6 separate regions of the Homo sapiens genome follow, and all the other regions are linked to region 4. The links are chromatin loops, found by intact Hi-C in ENCODE. Cell type or tissue: ascending aorta. All regions are shown on one strand. Region 1 has its middle 27 kb from the start of SC5D. Region 2 has its middle 75 kb from the start of MIR125B1. Region 3 overlaps MIR100HG (mir-100-let-7a-2-mir-125b-1 cluster host gene). Region 4 has its middle 53 kb from the start of TRK-TTT2-1. Region 5 overlaps MIR100HG (mir-100-let-7a-2-mir-125b-1 cluster host gene). Region 6 overlaps MIR100HG (mir-100-let-7a-2-mir-125b-1 cluster host gene).

Region 1 (5,000 bases), 1.2 Mb after region 4:
TTGGAACTGTACTTCCAGAAGAGCCATCTCCATCCCTCCCCAACCAGTCATCGTATTTCTTCACTGTAGTCTGGCCTCTGCTGCCACCACTCTACCGAAGCTGGTTTTATCAAGCTTACCCATCGCCTCCCTGTGTTAAATGCATGAGATGCTCCTCAGTCCTTAGTTTCCTTGACTTCTCGGTGACATTTGTCACCACTGACAGTTTCCTTCTTCTGGAAACAGTCTCCCCCTTGGTTCCTGCAAAGCAACCTTCTCCTGGTTAGTCTCATTTCTCTGGCTCCTTCTCAGTTTATTACTTGCTCTTCTTCTCCTTGACTTTTCCATATTCCTTAGGATTCCATCTTTGTCCCTTTTCTCACTCGGCACACACTCTCTGGGCCATGTCTTCTGGCTTTTATTCACATCTATACCGGCTAATTCCCAAATCTGTATCCCCCTGGCACCCATCCATTCACACGGCAGTCAGTGTGATACTTCTCATGTACAAACCTGATTCCATCACCTCACAGAATATCCTTTTCAGTGTCTTCCCATTGCGTTTATGATAAAACCAACTCTCTTTGCAGGAACAACAAAGCCTTCCAGGATCTGGCTCACCTTGCTGTCCAGCCTCTATCTCTTTCCAGTCTTCTAGAATTCTACATTCCAGTCATGCTGGACCTCCTTCAGTGTCTTGAATGGTCCATGCTCTTCCCACTCTTAACCTTCCTTCAACCAATTATTTCTACCCAGAACCCTCTTCTACTGGCCTTCCTGCCTGTCACCTTCAGACCTCTGGTTAAGCGTTGCATCCTTTTGGGAGAATTTTCCCTAGGGTATGTTACCTCCTGCTAACTTACTATCTCGTAGCACGTCCATAGATTTCCTATCCAAATTTCCACTATACTTTATTGATATTCCTTCTTAACTATTTACTGCTTTATCCTACCTTCTAGCACAACACCTGATACACACCAGGTAATCAAAATTATTTGTTGAAAGAATGTACCTAAATGATAATAACATTATCTGAGGATTCATGTTTTGAGAATTTTCACATCCCTTCAGGAGGGTCGCCCTTGGGTAGTCTCCCATTTGCTTATCAACTGCTGCTTCCAAACCAGCCTGCTCATTCATAGCAACTGGGTTCTTCCATAAAGTTGTGGAGGAAAAGGCTGCAACATCCAGGCAGCTGTGTTGATCTCCAGGTGTAGGATGCAGTGTGAGTTTCATTGAAAAGGTGTCTAACATCCGATTCAAACAACTCCTGGCTGTTTTGTCTTCAGACCGGCTGAGTAGTTTGTACATATACTCTGAAACCTGCTTTGAATATTATGATTAATAGATGATCACAAACGTTGTCCTTTTTTTTCTTTTTTCTTTTTCTTTTTTTTTTTTTTTTTTTTTGAGATGGAGTTTCACTCTGTCCTCCAGGCTGGAGTGCAATGGCATGATCTCGACTCACTACAACCTCCACCTCCCAAGTAGCTGGGATTACAGGCATGCGCCACCACACCCAGCTAATTTTTGTATTTTTAGTAGGGAGACGGGGTTTCACCATGTTGGCCAGGCTGGTCTCAAACTCCTGACCTCAAGTGATCCACCCACCTGGGCCTCCCAAAGTGCTGGGATTATAGGCGTGAGCCACCATGCCTGGCCAACATTGTCCTTTAAACCTCTAAAAAATATTTATTAAACCCTAAACGTGGGCTCATTAGCTCCTATATCTAGGTTTTTCCCAAAGGAAAACAAACAAACTGTGATTTTGAATGGGAAAAAAAGGATTAGATATCAGACAACACCTTCATAGGAAAACTTCCAGGGCAACCAGCTTCACATACTTGAGAAAAATCTTTCCATAAACATCCTTCTGGGTGAGACATAAGTCATGGGGCATGGGTCTTCCTGGGGCCTATGGAGGTGTTGTATCTAAATCTTGCCCTACTGACTTTCAATCCTGCCTTTTTGTAAAGATATTTACCTGGTGTTTTTCCCCCTCTGTATCAGGGCCTAAAACACAAGGAAATCTTAACCTAAGATAAACAAAATGTTTGACGAGAATCCATAGATAACATTTACTAAAGCATCAGAATGTAAAGAACTATCCAGACCCTGCAGTACCCAGGGTGATATTTTGTCCCACGGGGAAGGCATGTGTGTACACACACATACTTGATTATATTTGAAGTCTGTTATTTTGTGTTTTGTTGTTGTGTTGAGCCTAAAATAAATGGCCAGGAATGGGATGGTGGAGCTTTAAATGCAGTTGAAAGGAACATGGCAGGGAGGATGCATCACCACCAGGCTGGTTTAGGAGCACAATTTTCTAAAGACAAGGGAGGGAGTAGATGACCTTTCTGGATCCCTCCAGTCTGAAGATTTTATGATTCCATGCACGTCCTCTGTCTAGACATGAAATGTGGATGCTTCTGCTTTTATTGCTACAGCACGGGTGAAAAGCATAACTGCTCCACCTACAGTCTGATCCTAGAAACTGCTCAGCCTCAGCCAGGAAAAACAACAAAACAAAACAAACAGAACAGGGGAGGAAAAAGCCCACCGGAAAGATGCAATTTCAGAGTCCATAACAGTGAATATTCCCCAAGAATCTAGACTTACTTTTCATCTAGCCTTTCAAAGTGACTATAATTTTAATAACAGTGTCTTATAGAGTTATCAATAATTATTCATTCAAATATTTAATGTCTAATAGGAAATGCCACTCCATGAGAAAAGGAGGAGACAGAAAATTTGGCCTTTCCTTTGTCACGTGGGGAACAAAGACTGGAAGAGGATGTTAGCTGTGCAGTTAACATAGTGACCACCAAGATCAGGCGCTCTGACTACCATAAGATATAGATCAGAAGATTTCTCTACTTCCAGGAATTACCCAACCTTGCAGTGCTGTGCTGTCTTCAACTTTTACACCTCACATTCTTTCTCCGTCACTCACAGCCCCTCTGCTCACTCTTCTGTGTCCCAAGACACCTGAACACACCTTGTCTCTTCTGGCCTCCTGACATTTCTCACCTTTGTCCTCATTATCATCTTCCTCCCATTTCTATAACCTTCCAAGTTTCTATGAGGTAGCCCCTTTGTTCCTTCTCAGACATACCAAAAATCTGCCCTGAATGCTCTTCTCTCAGATGCCATGTGGCCTGTTCCTCCTCTTCATTCAAGTCTCTGCTCAGATGTTAGCTTCTGAGAGGGCTTCCTAGACCACCTTATCTGAAACGGCACCCCATGAGTTCTTCCTTCATTATTTCTAAAGATCAGTTAGATCTGTATTTTAGACCTGTACTTATCTTGAAATGTAATATGTATATACTAAACAGTGTGCAAAGCACAAAAGTCCTCCTCAACCTGCTGGGTCTCCTCCACTTGGCCATCAACAATGTGGACGTCTTACTTGCCTGACCCAACCTGATGGCTTTAGGACTGAATGACTGAGAAAGGAAAACAGGAAGATGAAGAGAGAAAACACTTCCATGCTGCTTTAAGTCCCCATTCTTAGTCCTAAGTTCTAAGGCTGGGCCCTTACAGAGGCCTTTCCGTATCTAAAAACACCCAATTTCTTTTTTCTTTCTTTTTTGTTTTGTTTTGAGACGGAGTTTTGCTCTTGTTGCCAAGGCTGGAGTGCAATGATGTGATCTCAGCTCACTGCAACCTCTGCCTCCCGGGTTCAAGCGATTCTTCTGCCTCAGCCTCCCGAGTAGCTGGGATTACAGGCATGTGCCATCAAGCCCAGCTAATTTTGTATTTTTAGTAGAGATGGGTTTCTCCATGTTGGTCAGGCTAGTCTTGAACTCCTGACCTCAGGTTATCCACTCGCCTCGGCCTCCCAAAGTGCTGGGATTATAGGCATGAGCCACTGCGTCTGGCCCCAATTTCTAATTGCTACTCAAGTAGCTGGAAGCCTGGCACCCCTAAGGGAATGGGAACTTCCCATGCTAGCTCCTCACTCAGAAGTCTGATAAACAGATTCCTTAATTTCCTGTAGGATGGGACTTAGAACAATGGAATTTTGTAAGGATTATCCATAACTATCCAGTGAAATCCTTGATGATTTCACACTCATCAAGGGGTTACTTTTTACAACTCCAGCACTGCAACAGAGTTTACAATTGAAGTTGCCCTGGATGATATCATTAGCACAGTTCCTTTAGGGGGAATGGGAACACCTGCTTTAGTGTTTTGTCCTTCTCTTAACCTTCTCAACAGAGTTATTATTCCAGCCTATTCATAGGAGTAATTCAACTTCTCTCTTTGAACTTGTTTCTTCCTCTGCAAGTAAAAGGTCAAACTCATGATCCTTGATATCCTAGATAGGTCTAACCTTTTGTGATTCCATAAAATGTTCTTGAAGAGTTAATATGTTAGTTCTTCACCCCTACCTATAAATGAATTATACAGGCTTCAACCTAGGGAAAGAGGTTTAGAGTACTGAGAGTTGAACAGATTTTGAAGATCCTCATCACCTGAGGGAAGTAAAATATGAAATAGGGCTTTAGTTACCAGGGTTAGAATGAATAAAAACAGTGGCAACCACAGCTTTGCAAATATTATTTCAGTTCATCTTTACATTATAGGAGTGTACCCCAGTGCATAATCACAGGCTGTGAAATGAAACAGACCTGAGTTTGAGACCCGAGTTCAAATTCTGATTTTGCCAAATTCTAATTTGCTCTGTAATTTGGGGCAAATTACCTTAACCTTTCCAGTCTCAGGTGTATTCATCTGTAATGTAAAGAATTTGCCCATGTTTTTTGGGGGAAGATTAAATGAAACAATGCATGTAAACGTCTCTGCAAAATACATTACATGAAACAGGTATTCAATAATGGCAGCTATTTACAATATTGGAAATGCTTAATCCCTAAACATAAGAACAAGTATCTGAACCCATGTTAATTTTATGCCATATTTCTTTCTGCTAAACAGTGCTCCCCCAATACACCTTGCCTACTACGTAATTTTCTCTTGACAAGGAAGGCTCAACAGAATTTATAGGTTCAAGC
Region 2 (5,000 bases), 480 kb after region 4:
CACCATAGATGCTTGCTGAGCAAATAAATAAAGGAATGAATGAATAAGCCTCCTATTTGCATTATGTCCATCGTTTCACTTTATAACAACCTTAGCTGGGGGTTCTTATTATTATCACAATTTTACTGATATCTAAACCAAGACTCAGAGAGGTTACACAATTTTCCCAGTATCCTCCGGTAAATGAGAGGCAGTGCTGAGATGTGAAGCCAGGTCAACTCGATGTCACAGTCCATCTAGCACGTTCTGCCCTCTGGAAGCATCTAATTGTGTAGCACCTGGAGACGTGGAGCTGTGGGACACATTTGCAAAAGGCGATTGTTTATCGTCAAAGCTGCAGGAGACACTAGAGGAATGTTGCAGAGGACAAAAAAGTAGACATTCTGGACCTCAGCAATGGGAAGTTTTGGAGATAGAGGAAGCGGCACTCTTGAAGGGAATAGAAGAGAAGACCTAACAAAAGAAGAATCACGGAACAAAAAGAGAAAGGAGATTTGTCAGCAAATATGTGATTAACAACATGACAAGCTACAGAAATAGTCTTAACAGGAGCAGTGAGGCAGCCTGGTTTGAATGGAAGGAAAGAGCCTGGACCACAGCAGATAGGCTGTGTTAGAACCACCCTTCTGTTTGAAGCTTGAGCACAGAGGGGAGAAAAAAATAACTTTTTTTCACTTACTGCAAGGGACATGGTGGACGCTCCTATAATAAAAGACAGATTAACAAGAGAAAAGCATAACAAATTTATTTTAAAAGTTTTTTGTGACTCAGGAGGCTTCAGAAATAAAAAAAACCCCAAAGATCCAGGGAAAACGTTGTAAATCTGACGAAACGGTAAATCTGACGAAAGAAGTGTGAAGAAATGTGATTGGACAACAGAAAGGGGCAGAGCCTTATGGTAATGAACTGTGGGGGGCGGGAGCGTGTTGCTGAGAGAGGCCTATTTATTCAGACGCTTCTCGGCCTCTCTGTGCTGCATTTCTTTCCTCCAGATACAGGGCGGTTCATCTCTCACATGAGGGTCTTACGATCTACTTGCAGGAAAGGTAAGACAGAGAATTCCTTTCTGTTTGGCTCTCGCACAGGAACGTGGTGGAAGGTCAGAGAGACCTTGCTTCCTAGGCCCTCTCAATCTCCTTCAGCTCAAAGGGCTTTGGGGTAGTGTTTTCTGACCCCCAACAAGCAAGCTGCCTAAATGACTTGAAATTTATTGTTTGTATTTATCACATGGTGATAATATCCGTTTGGCAGGATTAAATGTGATAATGCTATCATATAGCAAATAGCATCTAACATTTACAAGGCACCAGGCAACAGTCTAAGCCCTCAACACATACTATTTCATTTAATCCATACAACTCTGTTGGGTAGATTTTGTTGGAGTCAGCTTGTTTGCAGATGAGGAAACACAGGTTCAGAGAGTTTAAGTAATTTACTTAAGGTCACACAGCTTGTGAGTAGCAGGGCTGGAATTTAAACCCAACCATTCTGCTCCCAGAAGCTATGCTCTTCACCATCATGCTATGCTAAATTGCGTTAAACAAATTATCCATAAATAGTATTGCCTTTCCTCTCAAGAACACGTGAGCTACATTAATTTTTTAAAAGTAGGTAGATTATAAATATTCAAACCAGAGGTGAACAAACAACAGTCCATAGTCCCCAGATCTGGCCAACCGCCTGTTTTATTGTATGACCTGCAAGCTAGGAATGGTTTTCACATTTTTTAATGATTTAGAAAAATTAAAAAATAATATTTTGAGACGCATGAAAATTATAGTGAAATTCAAATTTTAGTGTCCATAAATAAAGTTTTATTGAAACACATTTTTTTTTACATATTATTTATGCCATTTTTGCCACAGAAGAGCAAAACTGAATACTTGTCAGGGGAACTACAAAGTCTAAAATATTTAATATCTGGCCCTTTACAGAAAAACTTTGCCAACCTCCTGATATAACCAAAAACTTTCTTTGGCTAACGGAAGAGAAGCGATTTAAGGGCTTGAATTTCTCAGGAAATTCTTCACCCCTCCTGGCGCCCCATCCTCTCATATTCTCCACTGGCTGCACGCGCACCTGCACTTCATTAGAGAACAGTCATGGGGAGGAAAGAAATCCCCGACAGAGTAGTTTGTTGCATTTCTTGGGTGGAGAAAGAAGGCGGGAGGAGGCTTGCTGGGTAGGGTGAAGGTGAGGCTTTCTTCTCAGTCCTGAATTACAGCCAGATGAGTGTATCCCTGTTTCGTCTCCAGAATTATAACTTTTAATAAGCATGGAAGTGCAGGAGCTTAGCACTGTGGAGGAGACACAATGGCCAAGTCACATCACAGGTGTCTTCTCTCTGAGGCTGGTCCATGATCAGCAAAGCAACCAGCTCAGCCCCCTTCCCAGTGTCTATTTGCTTTCTCAGGCTTACTGTGACGAATTCACTGGGAAGTGGCAAAGCCTCGGGGGCTTTTGCACAGAGCCAGGGGCCAGTCCCTTGGGTTCTGTGTGGAGCTTTGTCAGCAACCTTCCAGCCTGTTGGTGGCAAGTCAGTTGCTCTCTTTCTGCCTTACTTAGCATAATTAAACTGAAGATAGTTTACCAAAGTCAGTGTGTTCAGGCATCCAGCCTGTAAGATATTAAGTAAGCAACAGAATGACAACAGCAAGGATGTGTAGGCTTTCTAAAATTTTTAAAAATTTTTTCTAAAATTGTGGCAAAATATATATAACCTAAAATTTACCATTTTAACCATCTTTAAGTGTACAGGTCTGTAGCACTAAGTACATTCACAGTGTTGTGAAACCATCCATCTCCAGAACTATTTCATCTTGCAAAACTGAAACTCTGTACCGATTAAACACTCCCAATCACTCTCTCCTTCCAGTCTCTGGCAACCATCTTTCTGCTTTCGGTCTCTGTGAATTTGACTACTCTAGGTACCTCATATAAGTGGAATCATACAGTATTTGTCCTTTTGTGACTGGCTCATGCCACTTAGTATGTCTTTGACATTCATCCATGTTGTAACATGTATCAGAATTTCCTTTTTTCTTTTTTTTTCGAGACGGAGTCTCCCTCTGCTGTCCAGGCTGAAGTGCAGTGGCACAATCTCAGCAAACTGCAACCTCGGCCTCCCAAGGTCAAGTGATTCTCCTGCCTCAGCCTTCTGAGTAGCTGGGATTACAGGGGCCCGCCACCACGCCCTGCTAATTTTTGTATTTTCAGTAGAGATGGAGTTTCACCATGTTAGCGAGGCTGGTCTCAAACTCCTAACCTCAAGTGATCCACCAGCCTCAGCCTCCCAAAGTGCTGGGATCACAGGCAAAAGCCACCACACCCAGCCGAATTTCCTTCTTTTTAAAGGCTGAATAATATTCCATTACATATATATGCCACATTTTGTTCATCCATTGATGGACACACGGGTTGCTTCCCTCTGTTGGCTGTTGTGAATAATGCTGCTATGAACATGGGTGTATGCGTGTCTGTTTGAGCCCCTGCTTTCAATTCTTTTGGGTATATGCCCAGGAGCAGAATTGTTTTATCATATGGTAATTCTATTTGTAATTTTTTGAGGAAGCTTCATACTGCTTTTGGTAGCGTTTCTGTGGAACATATAAGGCCAGGAGGAGTGGCAGCCTAGCTGGGTAGATAGGCGCCAGATCCTAGACTTTGAGTTTTATTAGGGATGTGATTAGAAGACTTTGCAAGTTTATCCCTTGGACCAGTCCTCAGTGCATATAATTGTTTGTTGAATTGATTTTAATCTAGTACAACAATGATTTATGTTTCTTTCTTCTCAGACTTTGGCTCCTCCTGTTCTTTATTTTTGTTTTCTGTTTTTGTTTTTACCACTTCGTTCCAATCTGACAATAGCGGCTTTCCTTTTATTTTATTTTTACTAGAGATACATCTCAGATATAGAAGAACATAAATAACGCTGGGCCATGAGTTTAGACAAAAACAAAACAACAGAAAGTGAACCCCTCCAAGAAAATAATGAAGCTACCTACATAGGTTAGGCTCAGTTGCGCTTCCAAATGTGTTTTAAATTAAGTCATCTCAACCGTGACTACAAGTTCAAAATATTGAAAGCAACCTTATTGGAATTGGAACAAGGCATATTTGGTTTCCTCTGAAGGATTTTTTTTAAGTGTAGTTAATAGCAGAGCTCTGAAATGTAAAAATACAGGAAAAGAAAGCCCATATGCAAATTACTCTCCTAGTAAATGGCATTAAAACTCGCCATCTTTCAGAAGTTGTGATCGCTTGGTAAAATCTCACTTATATGAAAGTGCTTAGGTAGCAACTGCATTTGTGTGAGTAAGGCCAATCAAGTGGAAGTAAGCAGAAGAATTTGGAGCAATCTAAACAAATATTCAGAGTCCATAGACTCAGATAGGTTTTGCCTTTATTTTACTCGCAATACGTACAGGCAAACGTGGTTGCCTAGTTCCCCAAGAGGACAAAATGGAAGGAATAATTTACAAGCAAGCAAAAAGAGAGTTGGCTAAAATCAGGCAAAAGGGCTAAATCTGAAAAAAAAAAAAAAAATACTACTGAATTTATAAGGAGGGGATAGTAAAAACAGGAAAGGTACACAAACCCTGAAAGAAAACACTGCCACAGCATGCAGAGTATCCTTGAATTATTTGACCGGGAAATCGACGCTTTCCCATCTCAACAGCCTCCAGTGCATCTCCACAGGAAGGCGTAGCATCCAAATTGATGCTCATAATGATTTCTTCCATCATTATGGTTATACCTTAAACAGTTGGGCCACAAAGTAGTAAAAATGAACTACTCTGGGAAATTCACATCTGCAGAGATAACTGGATCTTATGATGCCAGTTAAATGAGGTATCAGATTACAGCATCTAATCTTAGCATCATTTTGTTTGTTTGTTTGTTTGTTTGAGTCTTGCTCTATTGCCCAGGCTGGAGCGCAGTGGCCTGATTTGGGCTTACTGCAACCTCCACCTCCCAGGTTCAAGTGATTCTTGTGCCTC
Region 3 (5,000 bases), 290 kb after region 4:
GTGCCTGTCATGAAGTGAAAAAAGGTAGGGCAGCGTTGTTACAAATTATCCTTTTTGCCATTTTTCGCCCTGGGAAGTGGATGTAAATGGAAAACAATGTTAGTCTTGGTAGAAGGGACTTGTTAAAAGAATCCAAGATGTTTCTATTTTCATGTTTAAAGCTCCATTTGACAAGATAGTGAAATAAAGTGGGCAACTTTAACTTAAAGGTGTTTCTCGGTGATGGGCACTCTGATAGGATTGGATGTGTTTCTGCAGATTTCTGCCTTCCCAGCTGGATCTCCCTTGTTTTCTGCAGGAGAGAAATGGTAGAAAGAGACAGTAGGAGCTGAAAAGGTAAATGTCACAACACCCAGCCTGCCATACTTTGAAATTCAACATGGATTTAACAGATTGCAAAGTGTCTTAGTCATGTAATTCATGCAATTCGTTAAACCACATTTAAATGAAAAGTAAGTGATATTCTCCTATTTAACAATTAATTGAACAAGTGGTATTATATTGAATTGAAACACTTAAACTTGACTTCTATTGAATAAATACAGCCAATACAGGACAGAAAAAGAAAAAATCTCAAAATGGATCTGAAACTGACCTTAGATGACTCTTCCAGGCTGCTAACAGTGTGTGCAAGGAGTGTCACCTTTCTTCTGGAGGGCTGGGGAGAGAGGCTAATGCTGAGAAAGTGCACCTGAAGCTTTGAATGGTTGCCCTAGGGCGGGGAGGGGGCACAAGGCACGAACTCAGTGATCTCAGGAATAAGACTGCCATAGTTAACAAATGAGAATATGATATATGAAGTATCTGAGACATACTACACTAAAAAACTATTTGTTGTTTGTTCAAAATTCAAATGGAACTGGGCAGTTCTGTTTTTATTTGGCAACCCTACTTAGTTGGGAGGAGCTGTAGGGAGAGGTATCTGGGAAACCATTAAGAAGTAGAAAAAGGCCGGATGCAGTGGCTCACGCCTGTAGTCCCAGTACTTTGGGAGGCAGAGGCAGGTGGATCACAAGGTGAGGAGTTCGAGACCAGCCTGACCAACATGGTGAAACCCTGTCTGTACTAAAATTACAAAAAATTAGCTGGGTGTGGTGGCATACACCTGTAATCCCAACTACTCAGGAGGCTGAGGCAGGAGAATCACTTGAACCCAGGAGGCAGAGGTTGCAGTGAGCCAGGATCACACCATTGCACTCCAGACTGGGTGACACAGCGAGATTCCACCTCAAAAAAAAAAAAAATTAGAAAAAAAGGAGTCTCCCAGCTGGTGAGTGAATATTATAATAAAGACAACAACAAAGACACAAGCATCATTCCTGTGCCATGTATTTGGAATGAGATTTGTATAGGACTTCTAAGGGGCAAAGTGATGGTCAGGGAGGGCTCTAGATAACATCAGAACTTAGTTTTGAAGGAAACTGGAAATTCCCCCAAAAGGATGATGGTGGGAGTTGAGGAATGGCATTTCAGGCAAAAAAAAAAAAAAAAAAAAAAAAAAAAAAAACATGTCCAAAGGCATGGAGTAGTCAAACAACTGGAGTGTCCTTCTCCATGAAGCCTTTCTGGTCACATTCAGAGGGAATTCACCTTGCCTTTCTCTGTTCTGTCATCACCCTTTGTTGCAGCCTAAATCACATAGCCCTTATACTGTCTGCTACTGGGACAACTGTGATGTGGGACCCCATAGAGCTGGCAAGTGGCAGGTGGCTCATGGAAAAGACTCCAGACTTGTCTACTGTCCTAGTTGAGCAGCGAACCCAGATGCTTTTTGCAGAATATTGATTGAGAGCAAACACATCAAATGTTTCAATGATTTTTCAAGCAAAGCAACATTTTGCTATAGTGTATGTATATGTACTTAAGTAAACACTGAAAATGGATTTATATACATCAGAGCTTAGGCATCTACTTCCCACGAGAGAAGTAACAACATGAAAGTAAACCAAATGGAAAAATAAGTAATATTCTTTGCATTCCCTGAGATTTATCCCAAAGCCAACCCTTACTGCTTAAGTGGATGAGGGAAGATTCTCCATTGCATATCTCAGCAGTCTACTGCTTGTGCCCGTTATCTTTTGGAGGGAGGTTGTCTCGTATCTTGTGTGTAACGCTTTTATTCTAGCTTTTAGAATCAGCTGCTTAAAATTCCTCGACTTATGGTGTTAGGTAAATAGATAAGTAGGACTATGCTTTTTTGTCCCATTTTGGGCACACAAACAGAAGAACCTTGGATACTTACTGGAGGGGAACTTTCTCCCTTCTTCCCCCAGTGATATGCTTTGGAGGAGAACTTATGCAGAGATTGGGGCAACAAGAAGGTGCCTTCTACTAGCTTTAAGAAGGAGATAACATTTCCATTTTTTGTTTAAAAATGTTGATTTTCGAGGCTTTACTAACTGTAATAGGTGAGGTTTTTGTTGTGAATATTCTGTTTGCGTTTTGTTGCTGGAGGGAAGGAGAGGCTATTTGGAGAATGATACCTGGCTCATCAGCTGCCCTAAGGGTTCAAAGTGACTTGAGCCTTTCCTCTCCAGGAGCTCTTATATTGCTCCTGAACTTAATGTTATGTGTTGTCTTTCTCTTTCATTTTCTTTGCACATTTCCTAAAGTTCTGAAGTCCTTGACCATCGAAGGATTTTACCTAGATCTCTGACGACCTACCTTGGCTTTTCTTTACCGGAGAATTGCCCATCTATGGTTCTTTGCTCCATCTGTGCAATTTGCCCTTTTCAGGACTTGAGGACAACATGGTCGCCTTTGCCTTGCTTGGCTGTGGTTTGGGGTGGCATTAACACCATGATTTCTTTCAGGGCCCACTGAAGGTTGGTTTCTGCGCTCCTGCGCCACCTGCTGTCACCAGCTCCAAGTGCAGGCTCCCCAGTCGCCAGCCCTGGGCTCCCGGCCCCAGCCAGAGTCCAAACCTCAGACCAACCAGATGTTACTTAGGCTGCCAGATTTCTGTCTGGGCCTTATCTGTACCGTCTTCACTGGCTCACTAGATCAGAATCCCAAATGTCCCTGGATGACTTGCCTCAAGTCACGCAGACCCTGAGCTCTTTGGCCAGAAAGAGGAAGCCTGTTTGATTGGGGGTTGCTGACCAGTGGCTCCTGCCAGCTTTCTGAATGTGTGGCCAGTGGAGGCCGGCCTCTCCTTAGCAGTGAAAATGCAAATGGATTTCTTTAGAAATGTCAACAGACACTTGACACTTATCCTTTAAGGTACTCCCCAACGTGTCTCCTGACTGGGCCAAATTTAGTTTCTCCCAAATTGCTCAGAAATGGAATGTTTGCTTTTTACTTTTTAGCACTCTGGGCTTTTCTACAAACTCATAAAAGTTGGTGATTCTAACCAAGGGATCACAAGAAAGTGGGGTGCTACTTTTTATGAATTAAATTCAGTACCCCCATTATTCTCTGTTTTAGGTTGAAGATCTCTTGATGTCAGGGACTTATGCATTTGCTCCCTCTCCATCACACACAGCCTGGCACACAGTAGGTGCTTCACACAATCTTGTTAAAAGGAGCAGACTCTATCTGGTCAAAATCATTCTTGGAAGTTCTTTTCTATTTGTTTGTTAAAAGGAAAAATGGCCAGAGTTGAGACTGTGAAAGTTCATTCCTGATTTCAGACCAAAAAAAATAAAGCTGAACCTGAGAGAAAAACAATGATGAGTGCAAGTTGTGATTTCTATGATCACTCTGATAAGAATGAGGATCGTGACCGGCTGTGGTCTCCCAAGGTTTGAAAAAAGAGAAATATATGCATGCAGGAGAGAACTGAGTTAGATATGAGATAGAACTTCCTAAGAGCAGAGGTTATGGGATACCCTTATAAAATACAAATGGGGGTTTATGCTAGCAAATACTCTAGAGAGAGATACACATCCATGTAGTTCAATAAACACTTATTAAATTCCTGCATTATGCCAGCACTGTATTAGATACTGGAGTAAAAAAGATTGTAAAGTATAGTACCTGGTCACCAAGAAGACAGAGACTAACAAGCAGACAATTTCAATATAATTTCCTGATTGCTAAGAGAGAAGTATATGTGCCCAGGGTGTTGTGGGAGAATATGAAAGTGCACTAATTCAAGCTGTGTAGTCAGGGAAGGCTTCCTGGAGGAGGTAGTGCTTCTACTGAGTCTTACTATTGGGTGAGAGATATCTAGAGAAATAAATGCAGTCAGCATATTCCAGCAAAGGTGGAAAGCTAGATTAGCTGATGTACAAACATCTTCAGGTCACAGAAACTCCTTTTAGTCCTTCTGAATTGAGTCATCTGGGAAATGCTGTTGTCCCACAAGAAATGTCTTACAATTCTGGCAGCCTAAAGGGGCTCAGTTTTCTATTGCATGTTCAGCTTGTCACCTTGTTAGGACAGCCTCTTATAGACTTAGGAGGGAAAGAGTAAAAGAGGGAATCTTATTTTCATTTGCATCCAAGGATCATGATCCATTAAGCAGCCTCTGTGCTCTAACATTCAGGGAGCTGCAGGACTGGCATATCCTTGATGCATCAGATCTGATATATTTGTGTTCAAAGGGAACAAACCAACTACTACTGATAAGTTCTCTCACAGCAGCTACTTTTTGAGTTCCAACAGGTTGTTGTACCTAGCCCCATTGTACAGGTGGGGAAACTGAGGCTGAGGGGCACAGAGTCACTTTCTAGGCCCTGGGGAATAACTATTGGCTACTGCATAGTAATTTAGCTTCTTATTTCTCACTGTACCTTCCCAGGGTGGGAACCTCTGAGAGTCAATTTTCCCAGAAAGAGGCACTTTCGAAATGGCAGGCCTGTTAGTAATGGCCTGTTTCCACTGGGTATCCTGCCCATTGGGCTGGCACTATGGGAGTGGGGGTTCCCAGCCACCCCAGGGAGGTCATTCAATCCCAGCCATGGCAGCTGGTGTCCTTGGTGCCCTGGACCACCATCAGAGAACGGAATCTGCGGGAAAACAAAGAGTGCAGCCGTGGCGGCAGACCTGAGCCCTCC
Region 4 (5,000 bases):
ATTCAGGACCTTCTGGTGCTCCAGTCCAATGCGTAGGTGTCTGCGGGAACTTTATAACCAATTTCTCCCATCCCAGGGTCGCTTATTTATTCTTTAATTCAACCAATATTTATTGAATGCTGACTGTGCTAGTTGAAGGAGATGTGTCTGTTGTCTTCAAGGAGCATGTTTTCTAGTGTAACAAATAGATAAGTGAACAGACGGGTGCACTATGCTGTGTTAAGTACAACAATAGCAGCTCAGTATAGGGGAGATGGAGGTCCATACCATCCTCTTCCTACGTCGGCTGCCTTCCCTAAGAGAGGCGCTATTAGAAATTGATCGTGGGTCTTCATCTGTGTGCCTTATGTCTCTGGGATGTGTACATGCAAAAATGCATAGATATGCAGTCTCCAGTTTATACTGTCTTCCAGATATCTTAGTCACCTGTATGTCAAGGGACAGCTATCTTCCCCCATTCATAAAATGTCCAGAAAGGACACATAATAGATCCTGCGACAGGACGTCCAGCCAGTACTTATTATCTGGAGGCCGAGGAACAGACCCATGCCTCTGTCATCTCCCAGATACTCAGGACACATATTTGAATCATGAGTGGAGTTCCATTGGTCCCTTGGGGGAAGGCCCTCCAGGGTCACAATAGACTTTTTAGAGCAGCTTCATCGGACCCTCTCCCTTGACAGTCAGGATCCAGCCCTTTCAAAGTGACCATGATCCAGCAAGGTGCTGTTCACTAGACTAAGGTGGGACTTCTCCACATTTTCACCTGGACCTGGACCTCTTACTTTCTGAAACTTTGGCTTTTTTTTTTTTTTTTTTTTGAAACAGAGTCTCACTCTATACCCAGGCTGGAGTGCAGTGGTATGATCTTGGCTCACTGCGACCTCTGCCTCCTGGGTTCAAGTGATTCTCCTGCCTCAGCCTCCCGAATAGCTGGGACTACAGGCATGAGCCACCGCAGCCAGCTAATTTTTGTATGTTTAGTAGAGATGGGGTTTCACCATGCTGGCCAGGCTGGTCTCAAACTCCTGGCCTCAAATGATCCACCCCCCATCGCCTCCCAAAGTGCTGGGATTACAGGTGTGAGCCACTGTGCCTGGCCTTGGCATTTGTTTCTATTCACAACTACACACCAAGTGACTGCTCTTCTTGTGTTTTAGGTCTTCTCCGTTTATGTCCTGTGCCTGACCTGTCTGTTTACCCACTCACTGACCTTACTTTAGCCTCTCAGATTAGATTGGACTGACACCCCAGTGACTCTGAGTACCAAGAACAGGAAGAAACCTAATTTTGATTTCTTTTTGCTTTCCTTATGTGCTATTGCTAGTTGTGCCAGCGTATTCCTTCTAAATAGTGCTTTCATTCAAGAGCCTTTAATGACTCCTCATTCCCATAACCAACATTTTACACTCTTGATCCTGCCTTCTGATCCCAGTCTGCATTCTAGCTCTATATCTCTCTGCTGTGCAGCATGTGCCAACCATGATGGATTACTCCCTTGTTCCAACACATTCGTGCTTCTGTGTAAGTTACTTGATGCCTCAAATATGCTTCATTTCTTCTTTCCCTTTTAAAATTATCCTATCTTCCTGGCTCCTTTATTTCTTCCCCCTTGAGATGGTGCCTTGCTCAGTCACCCAGGCTGGAGCGCAGTGGCTTGATCATAGCTTACTGCAGCCTCAAACTCCTGAGCTCAAGCAATCCTCCTGCCTCAGCCTCCCAAGTAGCTGGGACTACAGGTGCTCGTCCCCACACTGGGCTAATTTTTAATTTTTTTGTAGAGATGGGGGTCTTGCTATGTTGTTCAGACTGATCTAGAACTGGCCTCAAGCAATCCTCTTGCCTCAACCTCCCTAGTGGCTGGGATTACAGTGCCTGGCTAACTCCTACTCCTTCAAGACCCAGACAATGCCTCTCACTGTTGGGGCAGGATCTCTAATTGCCTTTTGCACAGGCTGAAGGGATGACCTCCATTCTTAAGCCAGTTGTGTAATTTGCACATAGCTCCTTGCTATACTTTATGGCAATGATTTCTCTATGTATTCTCCACTAGTCTATATGCATTCTGAGGTCAGAAAGCATGCCTCTTTTATCTGTTATCCTGACTATCCAGGACAATGACTGGCATTATAATAGATGTCTTATTATTGTTTTTTGAATAAATAAATGGATTGTTTTTAACTCCACTTGCTGTATGTTTTGAAAACAAAATTAATTCTACAGTGGTAAGGAGAGATAATACTGAAAGTGTCACTAAGATGGCAATTTTTGACATGAAACCCTTCCAAAGAAAAAGGATTTTAAAAAGTTAGGCAGGTATTGTGGTGCACACCTATCGTCCCAGCTATTGAGGAGGCTGAGGTGGGAGGATCACTTGAGCCCAGGAGGTCAAGGCTGCAGTGAGTTTTGATTGTGCCACTACACTCCAGCCTTGGTGACAGAGCAAGACCCTGACAAACACACACAGACACACACACACACACACACACACACACACACACACACGAAAGAAAAGAAAAGAAAAAAGAAAAGAAAATTGTACCAGTAGAAAAGTGAAGAAGGTCATTTAAATAGAGGACCCTCTACTGCTCAACTTAAAATAGAGCAGGCCATTTAGAGACTAGGGGAAAGTCTGGTGTGTATTAATGAAAGAGGACATTGTAGGAAATGACAGGTAGTCATACCCAGATCCTAAAGAACTCTGTCTGTGGTACTAAGAACTTTAGACTTTATTCTGTGATCAATAGAGGGACTACTAACCACATACGTTTTCTAAGTGGTGGAGTGACATGGTCGGATTCAATTGGTGAGTAACTCTGGGCTTATGTTTTTGCTCTCTCTCTCTTTTTTTTTTTTTTTTTTTTTTTTTTTTTTTTTTTTAAGATATTGTGCATAGGTGTTCTGGGAAGTGGTTCCAAGAAGAGCTTATCATCCTGTACGCTAGCCTCCGGGAGGACAGGGTTGCCTGAGACAGTGTGGGCAGTGGTTGCCTCCTGGCTCAGCCACTGGAGGTCACTGTTGCACCATAGATATGTTCACAAAGCACCGTGATGCCGTTTCCAAGTTGGCTTCTGCCAGGGGTGAATTCATCATCCCCTGGGCAGCTTGGAAGTTCCCTAGTGCAGACATCTCTCTGTCTCCAAGGATTGGCCTGGTCACACAATGTGGTTGAGGGAGAGCTTAGTCTGAGGCAAGAGGGAGAGAGGCTGGAAAGCCTGGTGCAAAGAGGGCTGAGGCAGTCTTCAAATACGGGAAATTTCATGTGGTCTGGATTGCATTATCCTGCGTCTGAAATGGGAGAGGCTGGATGCCCCTTTGGGTCAAGGCGACTTTTCTCTTGCCACTTTCTGGTTTGAATCTGGTTGAGGTAGGGAAGGTTATTATTGTCTTCTGAGTCCCTAGAGATCAGAAGATACAAAACATGTTAGGCATCTCAGGCTCCCTCATAGAGGGAGATCTGGAGATTGGAAGAGGCCTTCCTAGTCCTGCTGGGCTCTGACAACAGAACTGCTACATAGAAAAGGGGAATGGAAACAGAGGCCCGCGCCTTAAACACACCCACTCACCAGTGGTCTGTACCCAGAGCAGGCTTCAACTGAGGCATCCAAGAGAACCATAGAGAAGAGCAGGAACTGATATTTCTAGTGAGAAACTCTGTGTGCCAGGTGTTTTCTATGTTTTCACACTCAGCTCTCATGATACATGTGTGCAGTGGGTATTATTTTTGCTCATTTGCTATTTGAAGAAACCGAGGTGTAGAGCTGACGCTTGAACCGTAAGTCTCCTAAAATACAAAGAGCAAAGATAGTAAAATGACTACTTGTGGGTACCTTTTTAAGAACTTACCTGAGCTTGAAAACTTGGTTTGAGTCATACAGGAGAACGGATCTCTGACCATGCAACTTAGCTAATAACTCATTTTACATTGCTTGAGAGTAACTTCTTCCTAGTAAGTCATAATCTGCTTATGACTTCACATAGGTCCAAAACACTTCTATACACATCAACTAATTTGACCCTTATAATGAGTACCTTATCCCCATTTTTGTAGATAAAGAATCCGAGATTTCAAGAATTTGATTGCCTAAGATCACATAGTTAATTAATGGTGGGATCAAACTCAGATCCTTCTTACTCCAAATGGGGCACTCTTTGCATGACCCGTAATTATACCTCTAGATAAATCTTGCATGATGAAAAGATGTTGTATCATAGCTGAATTAGAAATAAAATGCACTTGCAATTTTTGTAGTACAACATTTTATTTTTAGAGATGAGGAGATTTCAATCCATTAAGTTCCTTGCCCAAAGTTCATACAGCTCTGGGGTGAGTAACATTATCTTCCTAAGTTAAGATTCCCAGATTTAGCAAATAAAATGCAGAACTATTAGAATTTCTAGTATTACATGGGGCCTAATTATACTAAAAAAATACTCATTGTTTATCTGAAATTCAAATTTAACTGGACATCCTGTATTTTATCTGACAACTCTATCCTAAATCCAAAGAGGAAAAGCTAAGTTCACCGTTCTTCTGGACATATTTGAGTTTTGGAAATGCAAATATTTTGAGAAAAGCACTTTGAGCACCCTAAAAAAATGGGAAGACTTTCTGTGATTTTATTCTGGCTTTGCTAACAACACCTCCCTGAGCTGTGCTTGCCCGCTACACCTAATGGATTCATTTTTAAGTACATCCTGAGAAAAAAACAATTGCGAAGCAGTTTTGCAAAATGCAAAGCGCTTCAGGACAATTATAAAAGAAACCAGCCCAGTTAATCATACCAACTACTCAAGGGAAACCAGATCATGGAAAGAAATCCCCAAGGAACATGGAGTAGAATATCCTTCCTATGCACACCTTTAATCAAGATTCAAAAGGAAGACAGCTAGTTCCCTTTGGAAATGATTATGTAATGAAATCAACCCTGCTTTGTACTCCCAGACTAATTACTGGATTTATTCTTTTTACTCAATTTATTTCCATGTATTTGGACATT
Region 5 (5,000 bases), 140 kb after region 4:
TGCCAATCTTGGCTCTTCCAAAAGCTTTGGTCTTTTCATGCTCATCCCCAGTGTATCCTACAAACTGCTATAAAGAATAGTCATAGTCAAATTAGTAAAATAATTCTTCTCAGAAGCCCTCAATAGCTTCCCATTATATACCATATGAAATCCAAATGCATTAGTGTTGCATTCAAGGCTTTAATCCAGCCATGCCACATATTTTTTTCATTTTAACTTATATTGGATTGGTTACTAATGATTTTCCCAAATATTTATTCCATTTTCCTGATGCTCTGTCCCTCAGCCCCCAACACACATGGCTTGTTTCTTTCTCATCATTTCCCTTTTAGTTCTTTCTTAGACTTATCACAGTTTGTAAATGTATTTACTATTTACATCTTGAATTTTTTTTTGAAACAGAGTTTTGCTCTTATTGCCCAGGCTGGAGTGCAATGGCGCAATCTCGGCTCACTACAACCTCCGCCTCATGGGTTCAAGTGATTCTCCTGCCTCAGCCTCCCGAGTAGCTGGGATTACAGGCATACACCACCACGCCCAGCTAATTTTGTATTTTTAGTAGAGACGGGGTTTCTCAATGTTGGTCAGGCTGGTCTTGAACTCCCAACCTCAGGTGATCCACCCGCCTCGGCCTCCCAAATTGCTGGGATTACAGGCGTGAGCCACCGCACCCAGCCTACATCTTGAATTTTTTCCATTAAACATCTAATGTTTTCCATTAAACATCTAATTGCCAGAATGTAAACTCCCTGAGTGCAGGAACATTGTCTTAGTCACGTCCCAATTTCCAGCACCCAAATGAATGTCAGTGTAGGGGCTCAATGAATATTTGCTAATTGAATTAATGAGTGTGATGGCACTGTAAAGACTATCTCAGCTTTACACAGAGTGGTTTTAACATTCAAGCTGGAAACAGCATGGTTCTACTCAGGCTCCTGTGTTTCCTACACAGGCTTCTGTGTCTCCCCTTAGCTTCAGGGGAGAGAGTCATCCTCATGGAAGGAGACAAAAGAAACTGCACCCCGATGGCAGGGAGGTAAGCTGTCTACAGAGAAGGGTCCCTGTACTCTGTGTTGCGGGACCTTGTCTCTAGGCAATCTCTTTGAGTCAAATGAATAAATGTCCTTCCTATTTTATACTTACCTTATGTGTGGTCACGAGGATTACTTAGCCTTTCAAAGCCTGATTTCTCTTGGGCTTCGTCTAACTGCTGAAAACTTAGTTTGCTCTTGTAATATAAATAAGCACACTTGGGGCAGGGGGCTACATTTTATTCTTCCCTTAGGCAAAGCATAAAAACAAACAAAACAACCACCATGCCTAAAGTCTCCAAAAAGCTCATAGTTACCACAAGGAAAATATGTCTGCGGAGATTTTATTTATTGAATAGTGGGCAAAGACGTATTTTATGCTACAAAGATCTTCCATAGGGAGAACATATCATGGCAGCTCAGCAGTGGGCTGCGTAAAGTGTTACAGGCATGGAGAGGCAACGGATTTACGTATCAGGTTCATAGATGCATCCTTTATTAATCCAAAGAATCAATGCTGGCCAGGCAGGCTTTGTATTAGACACTGGGCACGCCATATTTCTTGGAGACTTAGAAAATTTCTATTGCCTTTTGATGCTTTGTGACATCATTTTTTTCAAACCACAAATTGGGGTGTGTGTTTTTGTGTGTGCATGTATGTGTGTGTGTCTAGGCAAATAAGCATTACAGTTCAAATGAGTATTTAATAATATTTATAACTTGTAATTTGATACATATAAATGGCACCCTAGAAATATCAAATGGACAACAAAAAAGTACCTTATTATTAATTTTAAAATCTAAAATGCCCTTCTTTTACTATGCGGTCTATATCAGGCCCTCACCTGCTTATCCTCCCCTTTCCCCACTCCCCTGATTTTTTGGCAGAGCAAGAATCTTGCCTTCTCAGACTGTCAGAAAAGTAATCTATTTTTAAATTTTCAGAATTTCAGGTCTCCTGTCATTAAACATGACAGAGGGATTTAGGGAAAGAGAAAGCATTGTTTGAAAAAGAAAGTCAGTTTTTAGTGTGACCTAAATGTATACAAGTCCAATGTTTAGACAACATAGCAGGTTAAAGCTGGATTTTGAACATATTTTCAGAGAGTGCTTTGGCATGCAGCATTTTTGAGAGAGGTGTTATGTAAGTTATCAAAAAGCATACATTTGGGGTAGGACTTTTGTTTTATCCAGAAGCTAAAAATCATCGAGTGTTGTGTTTTAATATGCAGATGACCCTTATTCTGATTTCAGTTTGGAAGCTTGATCAGGAAAGGTCTTTACTGTGGTGTTGAGGACGTCATGTTCTTCAGAAAGAAAGCTGTCTGTTTTTCTTTTCTCCAGAGGAACTGCAGTTTAGGACAGGCATAAAGCTGGCAACATAACCAAGGGCAGAAAAAAAATTCACCCCTATGTTCTATTTGTCAAACTGACCGGCAGGTCACAACCTGAAAGTTTATGGATCGGTGAGGCCTTGTCTCCGCATAAGCATGTTTTCTGGACTTTGGCTGAAGCTAAATTCCTGACTTCTGAAAGAGGGGTGGGTGTGGACTTCCAGCAGGAATAGCCAGTGGGAAGGAAGTAATATTCATTAAGAGTGTCTCATGCAAGCAGTGCGGGGCTAAGCATGCTCAGTGTAAATTCTCCTGGAGCCTGTCAAGCTATGTTTGAACTCGTTCCAGGATAGTGGATTTACTTTTTTTTCCCCACCAGGAAGAATACTCGATTAGACTGCATTTTGCCTTGCTTTTCCTTCTCCCTTTCTCTCTCTTTCTTTCTTTCTTTCTTTCTTTCTTTCTTTCTTTCTTTCTTTCTTTCTTTCTTTCTTTCTTTCTTTCTTTTTCTTTCTCTCTCTCTCTCTCTTTCTTTCTTTCCTTTCTTTTCTTTCTTTCCTCTTTCTCTTTCCTTCTTTCTTTTTTTCTTCTTTCTTTCCTTCCTTCCTTCCATCTTTCTTTTCTTTCTTTCCATTTTTTTTTTCCTCCAGAAGAATGGAAACAGTATTCTTTTCCGATCAGTTCAGTAATACAATGTCCTTCAGTGTCCATATGAGCATTTCAGTGGAGAAGAAAAGAAACTTTGCTACCTGGGAACTGAAGACTACTTAGGTCAGTAAATGCTAATAAAGTTCTTAAAGACTTATGGAGCCAGGAGTTAACTTTTCTTAACTGTTAAGGTAATCTACAGCTAATGTAATTGCCTTTTCAATTAGTGGGTGTACACTGATTTTTTTTTTCCACACAAAAACTATGTTTTTCATGTATTGGAGTGATTTCCCAAACACAGGGAAAATATGTCTTTTGGTTAATTTGCATTTGAAAGAACTTCTTTTTGTATGAAAGGTTCTTTCTCTCTACCACAAATTATGTGTTTTTTAAACAAATATTGTGGTGAGCTGATGTAGCCGTAATGGTCTGAATGTGGATGTGTTGTTCTGTGTTATATTAATTCTTGGCTTGGGTAGGTTTGGTGAAAGTTATTGCTTTTGTTGCTGCCAGAGATGAAAGAGAGTTTGTTTTGTTGTGGATGTTGTTTTGGAACTTTTGGTGAGCTTTGAGGCTGCCTTGGGAGCCCCTTATAGAGAGGAGAGCCATCTCTTTCCACGTTTAATGTGCATTTTTCAAAATATTCAAATTTAACTCTAAGACGGGAGTATAGCTTTTTAAGAATCTGTGTAGGAATAGAGTTTTCTTAAAAATGTAGTTTTGGAGGGAAATGGTTTATAGAAAGGTTTGTAATAAAGAATTTAAATCAAGACTGCCATGGTGAATATAAGCAAAAAATGCAAAAAAATACTGCATGCTATGTACATACTGATTCAGTTTAGGTTAATAATTTTACTTTTTAATTTTAAAAAAGTATACCAGGCCTTAAAGGGCTGTCTTATAATATCAACTGATAACACAGAGGACTCATTGGAGAGATGTTAGGATCTCAGAAAATATCAAGTTAGCAAAGGTGGCCCCTTTAAAAACATCTGAGGACTGAGGTTATGAAACCACATGGCTTCGTGTAGGAGCAGTGCATCCTAGGCTAAAGCACTTTAATTTTATTCAAGAATTTTAAGAGTAAAAGGGGATTTATTTCTTTTCAAAAAAGAACAGCCAGGCGAGGATTATTGATCCGTCAGGGATTAAATATTTGCTGGAATACAAAGCATCACATATTATCAATGTGTAAATCAGACTCGCCAGCTATTCAGGGGATGTAAATGAAACGACCATAGTTTCAGCCAGAATCAAATGCAGCAACACCCCTGCCCTGCTTTCTTCATCTTTATGTCCCAGAAAGGGATGATAGAGGTGGGGCAGGGTGTGAAATGAGACTTAGCCAATGAGCTGACCTTGCTCTTTTAACTTCTGTCCATCTGTTCTTACCGGGCAGCTGAAGCAGTGAGCAAAGTGGGACGGGACCTCAGCGGGGACCAGGAAGCAGAGGCCAGACCCAGCCAAGGCTGTGATCTGTTCCCCACCCTGCAAGTTAGATATCAGGAGGAGCTAAGTGGATGCGTCTAAATCCACTTCCTTCTGCTCCCAGAGCTTTGATTTAGTACCAAATGCTGCTCTTCTGCACCTGCCTCTGTTTTTCATAAGTAAAAGCTTCTCCCCATGTGTAGATGGTGGTTTATTCGATACAGATCAATCCCTAAGGAGATAGCTGAAGTAATTGAGTCTTGTTTTGTTTTTTTCTTTCTTCTCTGACATGTGGCATTGATGAGGTTTAATTGAAACAACAAACCTTTTCTGGGATGCGAGAGCACAGTTTTCCATGGAAGAGTGTGTGTGAGCGTGTGTGTGTGTGTGTGTGTGTGTGTGCGCATGCAAGTCACTTGCAGTCTGGACTCTGGGACGCTGCCTCTTGGAAGGCTTTGCAAGGCTGAGGGCATTTGTCTGGAGCCAGGGATCTTTTCATCACCTTGTCTCTGCGTTGGCAAAGAGGAGGTGCACATTCTGGAGCATGCTGTAACTCTTT
Region 6 (5,000 bases), 210 kb after region 4:
GTTGGAATTACATAGGATGGATTGGATGAGGGTGTAATGGAGAGGAAACATGACAAACAGGTGTTTAGTTTGAGTGACTGAGATACTATAAACTGAAATGAGCCCAAGAAGAGGAGTAGGGTTTCTGGAAATAATTGTGGATTCTACTTGATACAGGTAGAATTTGAAGTCACTATAGGCAGTTGATAATATAAAGAACTGGAGTTCAAGAGAGCTTAAAACCATAAATACCCAAGTAATTGTGAGGCAATAGAATAGAAGCAATAGACAGTACCATAGAAGTGTTAAACATTGGCAACAGAAAACCAGAGGCAAGGGAGATCTGTATTGTCTGGAGCAGACAGATAAGTCTTCTCGGATAAGTGAAACTTGAGTTGCATCTGAAAGTATTAATAGCTTGTTCAGCTTTGAGAGATTAAAAATGGAGATCATTTGCCAAAAGGTATGGGCGAGAAAGAAAAATGCTGTTTCAAGAGGGCAGGATAGTGATATGAATGACTTCATAATAAAAACTAATATACTTTCATTTATTCTTCACTCCCAGGGGGAGCTATTATTATTCACAATTTATAGATGAAGAAATAGGTTCAGAGAGGTTAAATAAATGGTCTGAGTCATTTCAAGTAGAGCAGTGTCCTTGAATCTGTAACCTTTAACTCCAGACTCTTGTTCTAATCCATAGATTGTATGTGCTTAAAGGCAGGGTTTATTTCTTAATTATTTTAATATCCCTCATGGCTAGTATATAGCCTGAAAATAGACTCTAAGTACATATTTTTGAATTAAACTGAAAATTATCAGTTCTTTTGTGCATCAGTTTAAGTATTTATCATTTACACTTAAGACTAAACATAGAAGTGAAACATTGTAGGACTAGAAATTACTTTAAGATCTTCAAATCCAACTGGCTCACTTTATAGAGGAGGAAATTAAGGCCCAGAGAAAGGAAGAGACTTACCTAAAATCTCACATGCAGTTATCAGCAAATATGGAGCAAAACCTGTGCCTCAACTTCTCAACCAGGACTTTTTTCGCATACCATTCAATCTAAGAGTGAGATTGCAAAGTGTGAGACTGTCCTCCTCCTTCTGAGCTCTCCAAAGTTAGACAGAAACAAAAAACGTAGATAGACATAGGAGGCAATCTGATAGATAAGAACTCTTGGACTGTTTTTTTCAATCAGCAGTCTAATCATTGGATAGAATAAGAGAAGGCTGATATAAGAATCAGGCACAGGAATTCTCGAGCAATTCATCTGAGAAAAGAACAACAACAAAGGTTTGAAGGGAGGTAGTATATTTTTCAATGGATTCTAATGGCATGCTATGGAGTCACCATTGTTTGTCTTGCTATCTTTTAAATATAAAACACAATCTCACCTACCTAAGGCAGATGAGAAGAAATACCATTCCTGGTCCCTGGTCCAGGGCCAACTTACAGAACCCTGAAGGGCACTCATAAGCTGTGCAATTTGGAGAACTCACACTGCTTTGCTCTCCCAGGCTCCTCATCTGTAAATGAGAGGGTTAGATTACATTTATCTAGTTTTGTTTATCACTTCCTCTCTCAACTAAACCCCTGCCCAAAGATAATGAGCCTATTCCTACCAGCGAGTGAGGTGAAGAATTAACTTGAGGCTGTCCATACTGTCATGATGATGGCTCCTAGAATTAACTTGATTCTTTTCTACACCAGCATAGATGCTGGCTCCTAGGGTGGGCAGATTCTGGTCCTGCACCAACCCTGACTGGTGACCTTCTTGTCCATCAACACCATGTGGGTCCAGGTGGCTTCTGTGGTCCCTTCAGCTCAAGCTGCTGGTTGATACTCAGTGAAACACCACTGTTCACAAAAACAAAGTGAGTGTGAAGAACCTGATCTTCTCACCAATTTCCTATTAGTCTGTCCTCCAAGTCTCAACTCAACTCTGTCTTCTCATAATTTACCTCCTCTATACATGCTTGATGAGACCTCAAATTGGCCTCACTCTTTATCTGCTTATCCCATTCTGCCCTCAGGCTCCATCTTTTTTTAATGTCTTTTTTTTCTTTTTAAAATTTTCTTTTTTAAATTTAGCATACCATTAATGAAACAATTTTACATTAAGCTGAAACACTGACATTAATTTTTGGTGTACTGTTTCTATAAATTTAACACATGTATAGATTGATGTAATCATCAACAGTAATAAAATACAGAACATTTCCATAACTCCAAAGAATTCTTTCATGCTATTTCTTTATAGTTATACCTTCTCTTCAGCCCCAATCTCTGGCAATTGCTGATCTGTTGAGAATGTCATCTAAATGGACTCATATTTATCTAACTTTCTTTTTAAGAATGGCTTCCACCACTCAACATAATGCCTTTGAGATTCATCCCTGTTACTGTATGTATTCATAATTTCTTCTTTTTTACCCCTGAGTAGTATTCCATTGTATGGATATACCACACTTGGTTTCTTCATTCACTGATTAAAAGACATCTGGATTGTTCCTAGTTTGGGGCGATTATAAATAGAACTGTTATAAATATTCACATACAGGTATTTAAAAAGTTTTTCTAGGGTGAATACCTAGAAGCGGTTGACCCCTTAGTTTTGATTCCTTCTCACTTTTGAATCTAGGTTTGCCTCACCCCCGGATTAGTGATACTGAACCTACACTGCTGCCTTGCCTCTTCCTCTGATGAGCAGTCCCTGTCTACCAGTTTTGGTTCCATCTCTTCCATCCCACCACTCTCTTATTTCTGGCTAGGAGCTCCAAGCACATCATAAAACCAAAGCCCATTTTAATTTGTCTAAATCTTTTTCAGCTGTAAATTTGCTGTGATTTGGATTATTGCACCAGTATTGTAGTACCCTCTGCTGGCCGATTTGCAAAGATGGCTTTATGCCTGTGCTAGAAGAGAAACTGTAGGTACAATAGAAAAAAGAAAAATAATTAGGGGGAGTGAGGAGGAAGAGCGGTGGCGAACTACCATTGTAGTGACAGCCTGACTGGGACACTCCATGTATTTGGTGCTACACATATAGATAAATGCTGCAATATTTTTGTGGAACCCTACAATATTGTGCTTGTCTTCTCAATTGTAGGCAAAGATGGGCTGTCTGGAAAGCTGGACTCAGCCTGGAGCATGTTCCCCAGATTGCTATTTTGTGAAGGCTTCCGCATACAAATGACTCAGATCCAAACATTCAAAAATGATCTTGGAGGGCCATCTGGTTCTTGCTGGTTCTAAAAGCTTCCTTCAGCCTGGAGTATGGATCCAGTACAAAAGATAGTGAGAGCTGTTCATTGAGGTTTAACATGTTCCACTGACCGAGGCTAGAAGCTGGCTTTAAAAAATAGCCAACACTGATGCTCCAAGGGCCAATTGCTGATGCTTGTCACAGGTCAGTGGAACTCTGATAAATATTTAATTGATGATGATGTGGTTGTATGGAGGTTTACACATACATACACACACACAGAGCAACACAATTTTATATCATTAGAAAACGTGTTAATTTGTTTGGGTGTCTGAAACAGTCTGGGAATTAGGCTGAACCAGCATGTCAGGCAGTGAGAAGCCATGTAATTGTTGTGATGTGTCATTTTTAATTTGTGACGACAATACTGCCAACCTTACCATTTGGATAATGGTGCTGATGGATTTGCCATTTGCACTAGCTGGCTGCTTGCTTTTCTGATCAAGTGGCTGCCTATTCTGTGGCCAAGGGACAGGGAGTGTTTCCTATTTGGGAGGCTCACGAGCTTGAATGAGGATGGGAGACTACAATCTCAGTCTTAGTTTCTGGCTCCAACCAAGTTCAGATGGAGATGGGGCATCTCATGAGGGGGACACTGGGCATCAGAAACTATGGATTTCAGACAGTCACCTCATTGGACAAAATGCATGAAGTGGCATTACTTGACTCACTTTTTCGTTTCTATAGGCTTTGGCTGTCTCGTTGGAAAGTGGTGTGAGGGGAGGTGTGTGTGCTTTCTTTAGCTTATGCAGATGAAACCAAAATATATCCTATATAATGACATTGTCATTCCTTCTTTATGCTTTGTCATACTCTAGGATGTAAGATTATCAAATACAGGGATTGTATCTTGTTTATGCATACCCCTAACCTCTCACAGTATCCAGCAAAGAGAAGACATAAAAGGAGAGCTTGTTAAATGCTCTGAGTAAAGTTGTGGCTTTTTAAAGGCACTGATAGATTGGATGACATCTATGAATGTTGGGGTCATGGGAAATTATTTTACCTGCATCTTAGATAATTGATTTTTCTTGTATTCACTCTCAGTGAAGATCCCGGTGTTACACATCCAATCGTTCACCTCCTTCCAAGACTATGACATTCCAGGAAACCTTCACTGCTAAGAGGAACTAAGATCTAGAGTATCTCCTCGAGGAAGTACAACTGGTAAGTCCTTACCAGCGAGTTTAACGTTTGTTTCTAAAATGTACCAAATAACAACAAAGATCCCCCAAGCCTGGCAAACAGTACCCATGCCCCTGCCACATACCATGAAGCACAGCCTCTCAATGGTCAATGGCAAAAACTAATGTTTGTCTGTCCTAATGTGTATATTCTATAGAGATGGAAATGGCATTTAAAATGATTTTTATTAATGGAAAAATTTAGCACTATTGGTTTTATAACGTTCTAGTGAGCTTTATGGTCTCCAAAAAAGACTAGATAGGGCTCTGCAGTTTACCAGCTTTTTTCAACAAAGCTTCTTCTCTTTTACTCTCAGTATATCATATTATACTTTCAATAGAATCTGAAGATTTCTTTTTGAGTGGATTTCTATAGGGGTTCCACCTAATATAGTCCCTGGAGACCTATGCTGGCATCTGGTGAGTTTACTAATAATGGTGAGTGTAGTACTTGTATATTTTTAAAATTTCGGTAAAAAAATTCATAAAAATTACCATCTTAACCATTTTTAACTGTATGTACAGTAGTTGTAAACTAATTCACACTGTTGTGCTAGCATCACCAC

The links. Hi-C counts contacts between places; a loop is a spot of excess contacts. Peaks named below come from ENCODE experiments on the same cell type or tissue, not always from the same donor. Only the 100,000 strongest peaks of a DNase experiment are listed, where the experiment ranks them.
Region 1: a loop joins it to region 4, with 2.2 times the contacts of the local background. A loop is called at or near these places in 12 of 110 quality-filtered maps.
Region 2: a loop joins it to region 4, with 5 times the contacts of the local background. A loop is called at or near these places in 28 of 110 quality-filtered maps.
Region 3: a loop joins it to region 4, with 6 times the contacts of the local background. A loop is called at or near these places in 98 of 110 quality-filtered maps.
Region 5: it touches region 4 in a loop (5-fold over the local background); 7 of 110 quality-filtered maps call a loop at or near these places.
Region 6: it touches region 4 in a loop (8-fold over the local background); 51 of 110 quality-filtered maps call a loop at or near these places.

Annotation. Positions count from the first base shown.
Region 1 is chr11:121,316,896-121,321,895 of GRCh38, reverse strand. No RefSeq gene overlaps it. Among named protein-coding and RNA genes, the nearest start is that of SC5D, 27 kb to the right of the region's middle. In ascending aorta, CTCF peaks have their summits at 86 and 2,458; no DNase peak of the experiment used is centred here.
Region 2 is chr11:122,021,910-122,026,909 of GRCh38, reverse strand. No RefSeq gene overlaps it. Among named protein-coding and RNA genes, the nearest start is that of MIR125B1, 75 kb to the left of the region's middle. In ascending aorta, a CTCF peak has its summit at 3,086 (motif pointing left); no DNase peak of the experiment used is centred here; H3K4me3 peaks cover 531 bases; H3K27ac peaks cover 672 bases.
Region 3 is chr11:122,213,445-122,218,444 of GRCh38, reverse strand. All of the region lies in intron 2 of MIR100HG (mir-100-let-7a-2-mir-125b-1 cluster host gene), which reads left to right. Among named protein-coding and RNA genes, the nearest start is that of MIR100, 64 kb to the right of the region's middle. RefSeq lists an enhancer at 2,746-2,795. In ascending aorta, a CTCF peak has its summit at 2,858 (motif pointing left); a DNase peak (open chromatin) is centred at 2,884; H3K27ac peaks cover 4,135 bases.
Region 4 is chr11:122,503,949-122,508,948 of GRCh38, reverse strand. No RefSeq gene overlaps it. Among named protein-coding and RNA genes, the nearest start is that of TRK-TTT2-1, 53 kb to the left of the region's middle. RefSeq lists a silencer at 3,058-3,117. In ascending aorta, a CTCF peak has its summit at 3,004 (motif pointing right); a DNase peak (open chromatin) is centred at 3,038; H3K27ac peaks cover 930 bases.
Region 5 is chr11:122,365,632-122,370,631 of GRCh38, reverse strand. The region is part of intron 1 of MIR100HG (mir-100-let-7a-2-mir-125b-1 cluster host gene); the gene reads left to right. Among named protein-coding and RNA genes, the nearest start is that of MIR100HG, 55 kb to the left of the region's middle. In ascending aorta, no CTCF peak of the experiment used is centred here; DNase peaks (open chromatin) are centred at 2,601, 4,421 and 4,898; H3K4me3 peaks cover 2,960 bases; H3K27ac peaks cover 3,270 bases.
Region 6 is chr11:122,291,701-122,296,700 of GRCh38, reverse strand. It overlaps MIR100HG (mir-100-let-7a-2-mir-125b-1 cluster host gene), which reads left to right. Exons shown (of 5, transcript NR_137179.1): 2 at 4,298-4,417. Among named protein-coding and RNA genes, the nearest start is that of MIR100HG, 130 kb to the left of the region's middle. In ascending aorta, a CTCF peak has its summit at 2,870 (motif pointing left); no DNase peak of the experiment used is centred here; H3K27ac peaks cover 734 bases.